Linked DNA regions of Homo sapiens: region 1 is linked to region 2. The links are chromatin loops, found by intact Hi-C in ENCODE. Cell type or tissue: adrenal gland. All regions are shown on one strand. Links, peaks and the distances in the headings refer to the core of each region. The heading gives the core; the rest is flanking DNA.

The links. Peaks named below come from ENCODE experiments on the same cell type or tissue, not always from the same donor. Only the 100,000 strongest peaks of a DNase experiment are listed, where the experiment ranks them.
Region 1: a loop joins it to region 2, with 2.6 times the contacts of the local background. A loop is called at or near these places in 50 of 110 quality-filtered maps.

The regions. Positions count from the first base shown.
Region 1 is chr1:201,219,225-201,226,701 of GRCh38, reverse strand. IGFN1 (immunoglobulin like and fibronectin type III domain containing 1) reads right to left here. Exons shown (of 24, transcript NM_001164586.2): 19 at 4,956-5,258; 20 at 3,875-3,963; 21 at 1,828-2,023; 22 at 579-878. Among named protein-coding and RNA genes, the nearest start is that of IGFN1, 32 kb to the right of the region's middle. RefSeq lists an enhancer at 154-1,146 and a silencer at 3,618-3,727. In adrenal gland, for the core only: a CTCF peak has its summit at 3,616 (motif pointing right); a DNase peak (open chromatin) is centred at 3,661.
Region 2 is chr1:200,967,322-200,974,614 of GRCh38, reverse strand. It overlaps KIF21B (kinesin family member 21B), which reads left to right. Exons shown (of 35, transcript NM_001252102.2): 35 at 1,037-5,225. The coding sequence ends at 1,094. Among named protein-coding and RNA genes, the nearest start is that of KIF21B, 53 kb to the left of the region's middle. RefSeq lists an enhancer at 3,361-3,540. In adrenal gland, for the core only: CTCF peaks have their summits at 2,276 and 2,480 (motif pointing left); a DNase peak (open chromatin) is centred at 2,464; H3K27me3 peaks cover 349 bases.

The sequences.
Region 1 (7,477 bases), core at 1,187-6,186, 250 kb before region 2:
CTTTATGGATTTTTTTTTGTAGCTAATACACATTCACTGTGGACAATTAGAATACACAGAGAATCAAAGGAGAAAGAATAAAAACCAAATCATAATCTCACTACCTATAGATGACTATAGCTGACATTCTGGTGTAGAGCTTTCCTGAAATTTTTGTATTTTATGAAAATGAAACCTTGATTTGATTTTATAGCCTGCTTTTCTGTGACTGATCTTAAGGTCCACATCTACTTTGCGGTAAAATATACACTTTGTTTTCAGAGAAACATTAACCTCTATTTGCCTTATTGTCTGTGGCTGCTTTTGAAAATCCTCCCAAAGGCACCTCAGACACCAAAACACCCACACCAATCTCATTCTTCCCACGGAGGTCGGGGTGCAGAGGATGCCAGAACAGGTGGGTGTGAGGCAGGAGCGGGAGGAGCAGCAGCTCGGGGCTGCTGGCTGTTATTTGGCATGCTCCAGGCCATCCCTGCCACAGTCCCTATCCTGCGCGCTTGCCATGCTTGGGTGCATCCCACTGCATTGCAGAGCGCAACCCCCACCCTGCCTGCTCCTCCCTCTCAGGGGCTGCTTACCGCGCTGCCGGGGGATGCACCAGGGCTGGCTGGTGTCCGAGGGTTTGCTGGCCCCCAGCTCATTCTTGGCCACCACCCTGAAGTGGTATTCGTGGCCGGGGAGGATGCCCAGGAGGGTGAAGCGGTTGGTGTGGATGCGGTCGGCTGCCTCGTGCCAGGGACCGTGCGCTGAGGAGCGTGTGAACACCGCGTAGTGCAGCGGGACATCCTGGGCCTCGTCAGGAGAGGGTTCCCACTCGGCCGTCACCGTCCCAGGCACGTTCTCCTGCAGGTGGATGGGCCCAGGGGCCTGCGGGCATGCTTCAGGAGAGACGGCAGAGGGAGGTCACGTGGAGGGGACCCAGCAGGGCTGCTACCAGCCCCCTCCAGGTCCCAGGACTTCTGAGGGTCCTGGGGAACGCAGTCTTGCCACACAAGTAGCTGGACCCAGAGTAAGCTTGGCCAGCGGTCCACAGTTATCTCTAGAGGGTAGAAAATCTCCCCAAAAGAGTAATTTTAATTCACTTCAGTGTGTTTGTTTGTTTGTTTTTTGAGACGGAGTCTGGCTCTGTCACCCAGGCTGGAGTGCAGTGGCACGATCTCGGCTCACTGCAAGCTCCAACTCCCGGGTTCACGCCATTCTCCTGCCTCAGCCTCCCAAGTAGCTGGGACTACAGGCGGCCACCACCACGCTCGGCTAATTTTTTGTATTTTTCGCAGAGATGGGGTTTCACTGAATTCACTTCAGTTTTTAAGTAAAATGACACAGGACAAGGCATGCATTTTTGGACAGAGGCAGGGCTCTCATGAAGCTGCATTACAGAGCCCCCACTGTTAGTCTATTTGATCATTTCTGGATATCCAGAAGCTCCTCCAGGGCAGGGGCTGTGTGGAGCCACAGCTGGGGAGGAAAGCCTTTATCCTGTGCAACGGCTGCAGACAATTTTGTCCCCTGGGTCTTTGGAGTGATGTAACAGTGGTAACCGCCTCTGCTCACTGACTCAACGGGAAGGATAACTGAGGTCGGAGAGGAGACATGACATGACTGTCTCTAGGCTCCTGAGGCAGAAGGACAATGGAAGTCCCCAGGGGATCTTCTGGGGTCCTTTCTACTTTCTATCATCAAGCATGGAGGAAAGGTGGAGAATGGTCACTTTGCATACCCAGCCCTGGTAGAGTGGCTGAGACCTATGATCAGACCAGTGGACACCTCTTTGCCTTGGTGAGTGGCCGAGCCAGCGTCCAGAGCCCAGAGCAAGGCCTGCCTCACCTGCCACCCTGATACGGAAGCTGTGGGCAACCTCCTTCCCCTGCAGGGTCCTCAGCACCACAGTGTAGAGACCACTGTCTGAGAGTCCAGCCACAGGGATCAGAAGCTGGGTGAGGCCATCCTTAGTGACAGTCACACTTCTTTTGGGCAAGGGCAAGCCATCCTTCAGCCAGGTCACCTCAGGCATGGGCATGGCCTGAGAAAGGAGAGGAAGGAAAAGTTGAGAAGGGGAAGCTGGCAGTTTCATGGAGGTGATGGCATTTAAGCTAGGCCAAAGGTAGAAGCGGTGAGAAGAGTCTTCTACAAGGAGAAAGTCGACCAGAAAACACAACGTCGACAAGAAAACACAGGTGGGAAAGAGGGGTGGTGATAAAGTGTGAGGTTGGCAGGCGGGTATGGTAGGGGGGCGGTAGAACAAGAAAGGAAGTTGGACGAAGAGGTTCGGCAAAAATGCAAAGTGCCCTCCACGTCACACCTCTACAGACATCTGGACATTATCCTCTCAGCCAGGAGCCGCTGTTGTCAGATTCTGAGCAGGAAAGCATAATGAGTTCTGGATTCACATGGCAGGGGGTGGGATGGGAATGAGAAGGGATGTGTGGGGAGGGGAGTGTTAACCACCCTGGCAGCCAAGACCATGTAGGAGATAATTTGGCAATAGTCTAGGAGGAAGATTGCGGTGTCCTGGCCTTGAACTGTGGTGACCCTGAGCAGGGTGGGAAGGCCAGCCCAGCTGCTTGGTGACCATGCCGTCAACTCCCTACGGGGCCCTCAGTACAGGGCACGGTGGGCACCAGAGTCAAACGAAGATGCTGATAGTCACTAACTGACCTCACAGGATTGTTCTGAGAATTTAAGGCGTTAATAATAAATACACGGAAAGCAGAGAGAACAAGGCCTAGGACATGGTAACTACTCAATGTGCATTAAATATTTTTGCCATCATTATCATTGTCATTATTGTGGTTAAGAACAAGTCATTTAGAGTAAGATAGACTGGTTTGAATTCCTACACAGATGATGATGATTTTAAACAATAATAATATTAAAACATATTGGGTGCTGTCATATGCCAGGCCCTACATATACACTTTCAATATATTAATTCCTTGAACCCTCAGACCTTTGAGGTAGGTTACTATTATTATCCCCTTTTGACAGATGAGGAAGGTGAAACACAGAGATGTTAAGATATTTGTTCTGGCTGGGCACAGTGGCTCACACTTGTAATCCCAGCACTTTGGGAGGCCGAGGTGGGCAGACTACGTGAGGTCAGGAGTTTGAGAGGCCAGCCTGGCCAACACGGCGAAACCCCATCTCTACTAAAAATACAAAAATTAGCCGGGCGTGATGGCATGCGCCTGTAATCCCAGCTACTTGGGAGGCTAAAGCAGGAGAATCGCTAGAACCCGGGAGGTGGAGGTTGCAGTAAGCCGAGATCGTGCCACTGCACTCCAGCCTGGGTGACAGAGTGAGACTCCATCTCAAAATAAATAAATAAATAAATAAATAAATAAATAAATAATATTTGTCCAAAGTCAAACGGCTGTGAGTGATGACATCAAAATTTGAACCCAGGCAGTTTGTACTTTTAGCCACCACCCTACTGTTGTAAAGTCAGGTGGTGTTGGTGTTGGTTAAGGATCACCCTGAGTCAAATATAGGTCATGTGCTTGCACAAAAATACATTGTGAAGTCAAAGGGGATCATCTGCACGACCGGCTCCCTGAATTCCCAGACTAGGAGAGGTGGAGAACCGAAGAGCCTTAGTTTGGAGGTGCAGTAGCTGAAGCTACCACTAGAGGGATTTGCAGGCCTGGAGCAGAATGGCCACCCAGCCGCCAAGTGAGGGCAGTACCTTCAAGGAGGACCTGAATCCTTCCTGCCTCATGTCTCTCACCTGATTTCCACAAGCCCAGTCAGTGATTTCCACAAGCACTGACTAGGGGCCAAAAAGGAACAGGGAAGAAAAGAGAGCCACAGGGCTGAGTCTGGCCCCCTTGGCCTCTCTGGGCTTCCCTCCCCACACCCCTGCAGGTACACTCACTTCAAAGGAGACGGGCACACGAACTGTGTCCCCGACCTTGACTGTCAGCAAGTCCTTGGTGCTGGAGTCCACGAGGAACTTGGGACAGACTGAAACGCACAAGAGGACTGGTTACCTCCCTCCTCCCTCACAGTTGGACCCCAGCCCCAGGTCCCCAGCAAGGTAGGGCTGGAGGGGAAGACTGGGCCAGTCGGATTGATGCTGAGATCCCAACATACTGGGGCCTCTAAAGGACTGGAGTACAGCTGGGAGCAGAATCTTCAGGGGAGACCCCAGGGGCTGATGGGGAGATGCTAGCGGGGGAGGGACAGGAGCTGAGAAAGGAACCCTGCAGGGAGAGGGGTGGACTAGGCTGGAACAGAGGAAGATGCAGACATGTGGCAGAGCGCTTATGTTTTGCAGATGAGATAAACACCAATCTAAGACAGGAAATGACTTGCCTGAGGTCACACCTTGTTCGGGAGAGAGCCAGGACAAGATTCTGGGACTTTGGACTCCGTGTGCTGTGTTTGTGACTCCCTACTGCCATAGTGATGACTAGGGTCAGCTGGGGTGGCCCAGTGTCAGCTTGGGTCAAAGGCAGATCAGGTGCTTGTGGTGGTTAAAGCCCAAAGGGAAAGACAATCCTCTTTTCAATAATAACGGGGAGCTGGGCATGTCCCATTCTGAACGTGAACCATGGGAGCTGAGCGGCCCTTAGGCCTTCGAAGGCCATGCCCGGGAAGCAGCCACTCTCTCTCCTACAGAACATCAACTTTGGAGTCTCCAGGTTTAAATCCTGGCTGTACCACATACCATTAGTGACAACTAGGGCAAAGTACCTTGAACCTCAGTTTCCTTCTCTGTAACTTCGGAATAAAAACATTAATATTGTAGTATAGTTATGAGTCGTAATGAGAAAACATTTCTAAGAAGGGACTGCCTAGCCCAGTACCTAGCACCTAGTAGGTGCTCAATAAATGTTACTTCCTGAAACTGAGGGTGGGGATCCTGGCTTAGTAAGTGCATTGCGGCTACTCAGGGGCCCCCTCTTAGGAGAGGCCTGCAGGGCTCAGGGGTCGGGGAAGGAGGCAGCACTCACCAGTAACAGGCATGGCTTGCACTAATGTGTCCAGGGCACTGGGCTGGCTCTGGCCTCCTTCATTAACTGCTGTCACCCGCACGAAGTAGCCCTCTCCAGGCCGAAGCCCCTTGGCCGTGTAGGTGGTGACTGGCACGGTGCCCACATGGCACGGGAGCCACTGGAGACTGTCTGAGCTGCACAGCTCCACCACATACCCCTGGGCTTCATCCCCTTCCTGGGTGTCTGGCCCAGCCCAGCTCAGAGTGATGCTGGTGTTCGATCTGTCTGTGACTTGGAGATTCCTCACCAGCCCAGGGGGTCCTGCCAGGCACCATGGGAGAGTCAGGAATGGCATCTCCTGAGGGAGGCCACTCAGTGTGGATATTGATTAGCCTTCCTTGTGGGAGACTGGGAATTGTTTTCACTTAGCAATTCTGCCTTTAGATTCTTCCTGAAGCACCTACCTTGTTCCAAATTCTTACTGTAACCAGCACTTTGTCTCCGTTATGCACACAGATCCCAGGCCACCTCCACCAGGAAGCCTCCCTCAACTCATTCCCCTCATTCATTCACCAACCTGCCAAATGCCTTCTCCTAACTATCCTTCTGTAATTCCTGAAAACTGATATTTTAGTTGATGACCTCTTGGGTTCCATTATCCCGTATGACTAGACTTCCATGTGTTTTTATTCTGGACTCTAAGCTCTTAGAGTCACGACTCTGCCTTCTGGGTACTCAGTGCAGGCTTCTTGTTCTCCACTTATTACATGAGAACAATAATAATAGCCCCACCTACCCACAGAGGTTTTAGAACAAGCAAAAAGCACAATGAGTGTGAAAGGGCTCTGGCCCTCAAGTCTGGCTGCACGTTGGAATCACCTGGTGAGCTTAAAAATACTGGCACCTAGATGCCACCCCAGAGATTCTGATTTAATTAGTCTGGGGTGCAGTCTAGGCATCAACATTTTTAAGAGTTTTCCAGGTGTTTCTACATATGCAATGAAGTTTGAAAACCACTGGGCTAGGGCAGTACTTCTCAAACTTTAATTAGTATAGAAGTTACCTGGGGATTTTTGTAAAAAATATAGACCCTGATTCAGTAGGTCTGGGGTGAGGCCTGAGATTCAGCATTTCTCATAAGTTCTAATAAGATGATGTTTCTGGGCCATGGGCCTTGCTTAGCAGCAAGAATCCAGAAAATGTAGTGATTGCTGTGGCTACTGTTAGACACTGCTTATCCTATCTATTGTCTCTACTTCCCACCACTGATAAAAGAGATTAACAGGCTGTGGGCCCATGGCTCATGCCTGTAATCCCAGCACTTTAGGAGGCCGAGGCAGGAGGATAGCTTGAAAGCAGGAGTTCAAGACCAGCCTGGGCAATATAGTGAGACCCTGTCTCTACAAAAAGATAAATTAGCAGGGTGTGGTGGCACATGCTCATAGTTCCAGCTGCTTAAGAGGCTGAGGCAGGAGGATTGCTTGAGGCCAGGAGTTCAAGGCTGCAGTGAGCCGAGATTGCATCACTGCATTCCAGCCTGGGTAAAAGAGTGGACCCTGTTAGAGAGAGAGAGAGAGAGAGAAAGAAAGGGATAGAAAGAAGAGAGGGAGGGAGGAAGGGGGAGAGAGAGAAAGAAAGAAGAGAGGGAGGGAGGAAGGGGGAGAGAGAAAGAAAGAAAGAAAAAGAGAAAGAAAGGAAAAAAAAGAACAGAAAGAGAAAGAAAGAAGACAGGGAGGGAGGAAGGGGGAGAGAGAGAGAGAAAGAAAGAATGACAGACAGACAGAAAAAAGAAAGAAAGAGAGAAGGAGAGAGAGAAAGAAGGAAGGAGAGAGAGAAAGAAAAGAAAAGAACAGAGAAGAAAAGAAAAGATAGGACAGGCTTGGTCCATTTGCAAGGAGTAAGTTGCATGGGCCGGCTTTCCTCCCCCATCCCTCCATTCCATGTCCTGCCCTTCCTAGGACTAAAACTCAGATACCACTTGAACAATGAAATGTACAGAATGTTTCGGTCTTGTTGGGTTCATTCAAACAGCCTGAACACCTGCAGTGGGCTGGGCCCTGTGGGGCACAGAGATGCTCTCCAGGTGTTGACCACCTGGCCCATCCGTCAAGTGCCAGAAATGTGCTGCTCCCTAGAGGACTTGGCGTAGGCAAACTGATTAGGGGATGAGAAATACAGAGCAGCATTTTCTAAGCTGTACGCCTTGGAGTGACGCTTTTAATAGGTATTTTGTGAAAAAGCTAGATTTGGATCAAGGTTAGACAGGTTTTTTTCCCCTGCAGGACTTGGAAACATCAAAAGCTCACATCATACACATCTTTAATCACAGACATTTTTTGCTGTTCCTGTTCTCAGAATGTCTGTTGGCATCTCTCAATACACTCCATGTTCCCAAGACCACAGGTCTCAGATAGAAAATGCTATCTCAGACTATAAGTTTCTCAAGGGCAGAGACCAGGATTGATTTACCTACTTCCTGGCACAATGCTGGCCATTTAGTAGGTGATGGGCAAATATTCATTGGATAGAGAATTGATGCT
Region 2 (7,293 bases), core at 1-5,000:
GGCTCGGTTCACAGAGCAGATTCCATGGTGGCCTCCTTTGCATACCTAGCCTGTGCCAGCCTTCAGTGAGTGCCCACCATGTGCTGGGCACTGCGCTAGGCAGGGGAGGAGGAAGGTACTGGGCCCTGGGCCAAGCCTCGCCCGCTTGTCTCCAAGCCCTTCCTACCCTCCCCTGCCCTGGCTGTCTTCCCCCGTGCAGGTATCTCTCAGAGCACAGAGCAGCCCTGCCAGCCCCAGACCACGCCTCTTACACCCCACCCACCCGCTCTGGCCCCCTGTGTGGGGAGCAGCCAGGCCCTCTGTCCCATGGGGTGCGACTCAGATGGCTTTCTTTCTTGTTCCGACTTTGTCCCTTCTCTCCCCTCCCCTTCCCATCTCCTCCCACCTCTCCTCTCTGTCCTCGCCTCTCTCCCCACACAGTGACTGCCGGGTAAAGTTGTGGAATTACGTCCCTGGACTCACCCCCTGCCTTCCTCGCCGAGTCCTGGCCATAAAGGGCCGCGCCACCACCCTGCCCTGACCCTCCCCAACTCTCCCTGTCTCCTCTTTCATTCTTCCCCTCTTTCCTTTTCCCTCTCTTTCCCCACTTCGATCTGAGCTGCTTCTTAACGGTATGAGATTATTTTACTCCTTCTTCTTCCTTTCCCTTCCTGTCCTGCCTGGCCTAGAGAGGTGCCCTGCCTGTCCCTCCTGCACCCACCGTCCTTTTCCAAGCATGAACAGTGGGACAGGCCCCAGGAGATGGGTGCCAGGGAGCAGAAGGGGGAGCCTTCAGGCCTGGACAAAACGAAACACCCCCCCAAAAAAAGAAAACCCATGACAAAGCTCCCCTGGGGGCCTCTGAGTGCACAGGCCTCTCCATCTGCCCAGCACCCCACCACCTGCAGTCCACCTCCCCGTAAGCCATGCTTGCCTCCCAGCCCCAACCACATTTGGGGAGTTTGGGGAATCCAGTTCATCCTCTACTTTTGGGGGCAGCCAGCCAAGCCCACTGCAAGAGCTGACCGGCACCCCTCCACTTTGTCCTCCACCCCAGTGACCTGACGGTGAAGTTCTGGAGTGTCCGGCGGTTACCCCACAGCGGCCCACCCTAGGAGTGAGGTCAGAGGGATGCCCCCGGACCCTCGACCCCAGCAGCCTGGACACCATGGAAGGGAAGCTGTGACCCGGCCGATGGGGCCAGCTGCTCTGGGGACAGAGGGCGTGGCCCCCTCTCCTGCCCTCCTCCCTCTCCCTTGGCCTTCCCACAGGACACTGTTCCCTCATCCCTCCCCTGCCTCTCAGGAGCCTCTGGGTGAGAGAGAGGCTGGGGAGGAAATTAAGCTGTGAAGCCAAAGGGCATTATCCCTTCTTGTTCCCCTCCTGGCAGTCGTGGCCACATTGTCTCCTGCTGAACCGGCTCTGCCCCTTTCTCAGGCCTTTGGCCCAGTGGTGGAGCCCTGTGGGGAGGTGCAGCAGCCTGGCCCCATCCCACCCTTCCGAGGAGCTGGCCTCCCCGCTTCTCCCAGCCCAGCCTCTAGAGCCACTGCACCTGCCTCTGAGCCCAAAAAGATAAGTCCTCAGGTAGCTAAGGAAACCAGGTGTGGGCGGCTGGGCCTTGCAGCTAACCCTTAACCCTCTGGCAACCCGCAGATAGCCCCAACTGGCCCCAACAGTTCCCTGGGGTCCCTTTTGGATGGGGCCAAGGTGGAGCTGCTAGAAAGATTCCTTTGGGGAGATGGTCAGAAATACTTCAGTTATTTATTATTTTGTTATTTTTATTTTTTGCTGTTGCCTCCTGGAAACGGACTTGAAGTTTCTTCCCCTATATTCTTTCCCTCAGCTCTTGGGGGCCAGAAATCCCAAAGGGAGTCCGCTGCCCCGGCCCTCCAGGGCCGCCTCCTCTGTTTGCTTTGCAGAGGAGGGAACTGCTCCTTCGACTCTGCAGCTCAGGCCTGTCCCCGACACAGCCCCCAGGGAGTCTTCTAGCTACCCCTGGCCTCTAGGCCGCCTGACGCTCAGTGCCTTCCTCCGTTCCGGGGCCTGGCACCCGTGCCGGGCAGCCTTACACCAGCCATGCCCGCGGCACCACATGTGTCTTCTCACTCGCGAGGTCTTGTGCCCAGCGCCCCCGGGAAGGCGGGGGCGCTCACCCCACAGCCCAGGCCCCGGGGTTCTGCCCCACAGTCCTGCGTGGGCCACGTAGGAAGCAGCATGGGGGCTGTGTCTGCTGGGAGGTGGCTTGGATGGGGAGGACAGCCCGGCACCCTGACCCCCGCCCCTCCCCAGCCCTGCAGTCCCCCACTGGGCCGGGGAGTCTCTCCAGCTTCTCTCTCTCTGGTTATTCAGGAGACACATTTTCGGCCTTAAAACTGGCATGGAGCGCAGGCCCTCCCTTGCAGAAAATTATCAAGGAAGAGGGAGTTGGCAGAGTTTCTCTGCCCCGGGGCTGGGGACGCGGAGCTCCGGGGAAATTGTTAAATCAGTGTTCTGGCGCCCCCTGTTGGGGGAACTCTGGAATTACAGGAGTGGGCCTTGGGGGGGACTGAGCTCCATCCCTCTCCCCCGCCCCACCCCCACCCAAAGTTGCCCACCCTGTTTTTCCGTTGCATCGCTGGTCTTGTGCTTCCCGCTTCAGTCTGGGAGCCAAGAGCCAGCCCCACCTCCCTTCAGAGGACGCAGTGACTTTTGGACTTTCCAGAGGTGGTTCTGTGTTTCTGCCCTTGGCTCCTCTCCGTCTTGGGCTGGGGCACTTGGAGCCCTCTCCATGTGGCGCCCAGTGTTGGGGGGAGGCAGGCTCCAGTGGAGGCTGAGTGAGGCCTGGTCCCTTCCCCGTGCCCTCCTCGGAGCTGCCACAGAGGCTAAGACGGCTGTCCTGCTGGTGCTGGCCCTGCTGGATGTGGTATTGAAGTCTGGGGCAGCTGATAGCAGGAAGGAGACCCCCTTGGATGCTGGTCTCCTGGGACCTGAACAGTCTGTCAGCAATGGCTGGAAATCCTTCTTCCTCTGGCCACCCCGGGGGTGCCGGGCAACCCCCTTAGCTCTAAGATGTGGCCACAAATCTCTTCCCACTCCTCCCCGCCAACCTGAACAGAAAGTTTTGACCTTGCAACCTGTAAGAAAGAATCCGTCCGCATGACTGTTTACAAGCGATAGAAACACGTAAGACTCTGTCCCCTTGAGCTCCCACCCCCGGGCCGGGGATGCCCCACCTGGGGTGACTGCACTGTAGCTGCAAGGCGTGTTCTTGCACGAAGTGTGATCTTATGGCCCTGCGAGAGGTGCTCATCATCATGCCCATTTTCTGCTGTTTCTGATGGGTCAGCTACCTCACGGCGGGGCCAGCTCTGCTGTCCTGGCAAGTGTCATTGACTCTCTAAACTTGAAGTCCTTCAGGAGCCCTGAGCCCAACATCCATGAGACACCCCGAGTTGTGCTTCATGAGAGTTGGATTCTCTGCCCACTCTTTCAGGGATGTCCAAGGTCCATGTTAGGGGGCAGGCCCCCAGCTCCACTCACTGCACAAGCACCCTAAATGTTGGAAGCACAAAATGGTTGTGATTTGAGCACAATGGCAGGGTCCCGCAGGCAGACTTGACAGGCCCAGGCCCGGGAGGATCCCCCCACGTTGGCTCTGTCCAAAGTGAGATTGGGGGTGCCTGTGTCTGGGACAGGGGGCTGCCCTTGCTCAGACCAGGCCTTGGCTCATGGCTTGTCCTAATTCTGGGACTCGTCATCTTACTTCTTGCCCTTCTGTGCCCATCTTAAGACTGGAGGCTGAGCCTTGTCAGGCCCAGCCACATCTTTACGCCATGGGACCAGGAGTAAAGCGCTCTCTAAACCCCGCACCCCAAATCTCTAAACGCCTGAGTTCAGGCTGAGTCCTAGCCCTAGTGAGCCTGAAGAGCTTGGACTGATTCCCAGTCTCCTGGGTCAAGCCCCACTTTGTGCTTTCGAAGCTTATGAGCGGGTTCCCTGGATAGAAGGAGTCTTCCATCCCCACTGCCCTTGGGCCTCTTCAGCATAGTCCTGTGCCAGGGCCCTGTCCTCACTATCAGTCAGTTCAGTATTTGCTTTCACGTGAGTGGCGGACTCTTCTGAAGCAGCCAGAACTCTCAAAGGCAGCGCATGGAGTTGCCTTGCGAGATTTCCAAGGAAGGAGGAAAGATTAACAGGCGGAGCCTGGCACACCCAAGCCTTTGAGGTGGTCAGAGTGCCACCTTCAGCCCCTTGGGAAGGGACAGCGGTGGGTCTGGGAGTGGCCTCACCCTGGATTCAGCCTAGGAATCTCTTCACCCTCAGCTGTCCAGCCCTGCTGCCTGTCTGGGGATGTGTGGCCTGGGCAGAGGGCAGTTTAAAGCACAAAACCACATGGGGAAAACACAAGGTTGCGGGGACTTTCTCATGTGCCTGATGTGGTGGAGGGAGACACCAGCAGGTGGCTGCAGTGACGTTAGGGAACATAACACTTCTTTGCCCTGCTAGCTCTCAGCTCTGGGGGGCATCCCCCGATGTGGTCTGGGCTGGGAGCAGGCATATCCCCTGGTTGTTGCCTGTGCCTGGTCTGTTCACCATCGTGTTTGTGTGGGCAGAGCCTGCCCTGCAGGAGCAGTGACTTTCTTCCCACTGTGTGTCCCGGACCTGTGGTATGTGTCCCTTTGCCATCCCAAACAGGCAACTGCTTGCTGCTCTCCTTGCTTGGCATAGCCTCCTGGTCAGTGGCCAATGCCCCACAGGCCTTCCTGGGCCTGGCCCTCCTCTCCTGACTCCCAGATCCTTCCCTGCCCTCTTGTGTGCAAGGACAGATTTTGCAGGGAAAGTTCTGTTTCTTCTTTGATACCTTTGTTCTGTCCCCTGCCCCATCCCCAGCACTCATGATCTTGAAGCCCCTATCACACTCTAGTTCAGTCCTGTGAACCATGTCCTGAGGGCCTTGCAGGGAAGTAGGAAATAGAAACTCCTCCACAAAGAGCCGAGGATCAGAGAAGACCCCTGAGATGAATCAGGGCCCTGCCCTGCCCACCAACTCTTTTCTAGCAATCATGTCCTGCCCAGGCTGCAGGCTTCATTAGGCTCCTGCTGTCCTCCATGATGTGACTAGCACAAGGTGTATATATGTTTTGTACCTCTGCCGATGGCTGTACATAGTGTATGAAAGTTATTTAAGCCCCATGTTGTACATTTCTGTTCCTAGATTGGATGTGTGTGTTCTAAGAAGTTGTCATAAATAAAACCTGAATGACCAATGTCTGTGGAGGTGTCCCCTGTCCCCTTCCAGGGGGCTGCTGACTTTTGGCTGGGGCCTTTGGAGAGGGAGTTGGTGGTGGTGGTGGGTGGGTGGGTGAATGGGTGCAGCAGGCCTCTGGGGCTGGGCCCAGCCTGATGAGAACTTCCTGAGCTGTGAGTTTGGGGCTTCACCAGTTAGAAAGCAGAGAGCTTTGAGAGCGTCACATTCTCCTCCAGACTCCATATGTTGTCTCCAGAGGCAGGTGCAGTTGCTGGAAGAGTGGGCAGCAGCATTTGTGGACCAACTGCTATATCCTAGGCACTGTTCAGAGCATTTTTCATTGTGTCTTCACTGCCCTGTGTGACAGGTGACATTCTCATTTTATGAAATGAGAAAGGTCTCGGGATGGATGTGACTTTCCCAGGATCACAGCTAGTAAGGACAGAGCCAGGATCTGCATCTAGACCTCCCCAACCACAGCAGCCTTTGCCTTTTGCTAACGTAACACGTACCTCTCTAGGGCCTGGACTACGCTGTGCGTGGTGCACGCCAAACGCATCTCGGTCCCTTGCCACTTATGGAAAGAAGGCAAGACTATAAAAAGATCATACAAGAAAAGAGCTCTACAAAGGTCTTTTCTTTTCTTTTTAAATAGAGATGGGATCTCACTATGTTTCCCAGGCTGGTCTCGAACTCCTGGGCTTAAGCCTTACCTCCCATCTCAGTCTCCCAAAGTGCTGGGATTACAAGCGTGAGTCACTGTGCCTCACCATGATTTTTGTCCTAGATCAGTGCTTTTCAGTCTTTAAGAACCCATATTCCCTTTTGATAACCATGAATTGTTTCACCAACTCCTGGAGATTCCGGCCCATCCCCTGGGCAGAGAGGCCCCTCGGGGAGAATCCACATCTTCATCACCAGCCACAACTGATTAAAAAGCTTAACTTCCTGATATTTGTATCAGGAATATAATAGGGTTTCTCTTTGCTTTGTTTCCCAAATATAAAACCAAATTGCTTCCTCAGCCTGCGCAGGTCCCCTGCTGTTTGTCCAGACTTATGGATGTGACAGGTGCTCTGGCCAGGGAATTCCTGGAGTCTGTAGGAGGCAGAAGTCACCGTGGGTGGGAGGGTGAAGCTTCCTGGGGAAGGTTTCCTCTAGAGAGGCTTCTGGTCCTCAAACAGAAAGGCCTTGGTGAGTGAGAGAGGGACCCTGAGCCATGGAGGGAGACACAAGTGGGCAGAGTTGCCCTGACATGCCAGCCCCGCTGGCAGGCACAGAGCCTCCTGCCCCAGGAGCAGGGTGGCTTCTTGCGGACAGTTGTTTTTGGCTGGCTGACCCGGCATCACCCATGCCACTCCCCGCCCCACCCTCGCTCCCCACAGGTCCATATTTTGCATAGGATCCTGCCTGACAGTGGGACAGAAGAGCCCACTGTGAACTGCAGGAAGTGACACCTGGGCATGGCCAGCTGCAGACTGGGCAGGGTGTGTGGGCAAGACCCAGAGACCGGCCACTGGGGAACTGGTCACGGGCCAGACCTGGAGTGGACTCCAGCCATCTGGTTCCTTCTTGCCACTGCGCTCCTCCCTGCACCCTCCAGAAAGTTTGCAGCACAAGGTAATTTTTCCAAATGTAGTTCACCCTGTCTCTCGAGGATGCCAAGGCTCCTGCAGGGTGCAGTGGGGGACAGGAACACTGGGTTAAGAGACTCTTTTCTTCTTTTAATGTGGGGTGTTGTTTTGTTTCCAGATTACATGAATAATATCTGCTTACTTTAGAAAATTTGGAAAGCAAGAGTGTCAAGAAAAATCCCGTTTAGGATATAAGCTATGGGGCAGCTTTCCCAGGCACAAGGGAATGGCACCTCTCAGAATTTGGTAAGAGCCATTCAATTGTCAGAACTAGGTGGCATCTTAAAGGTATCTTTTCCTCAGCCTCTGAAGTTGAGTTTTAAAAACAAAGATAATGTTTTCCAACTCTCTGTTTATAAATTTACATTCTACAGAATTGAGGCCCAGAGAAGCCAACAGAGTTGGCCAAAATCATCCTGGGACAGAGATGGCCCTAGAATCCATTACTTTCCA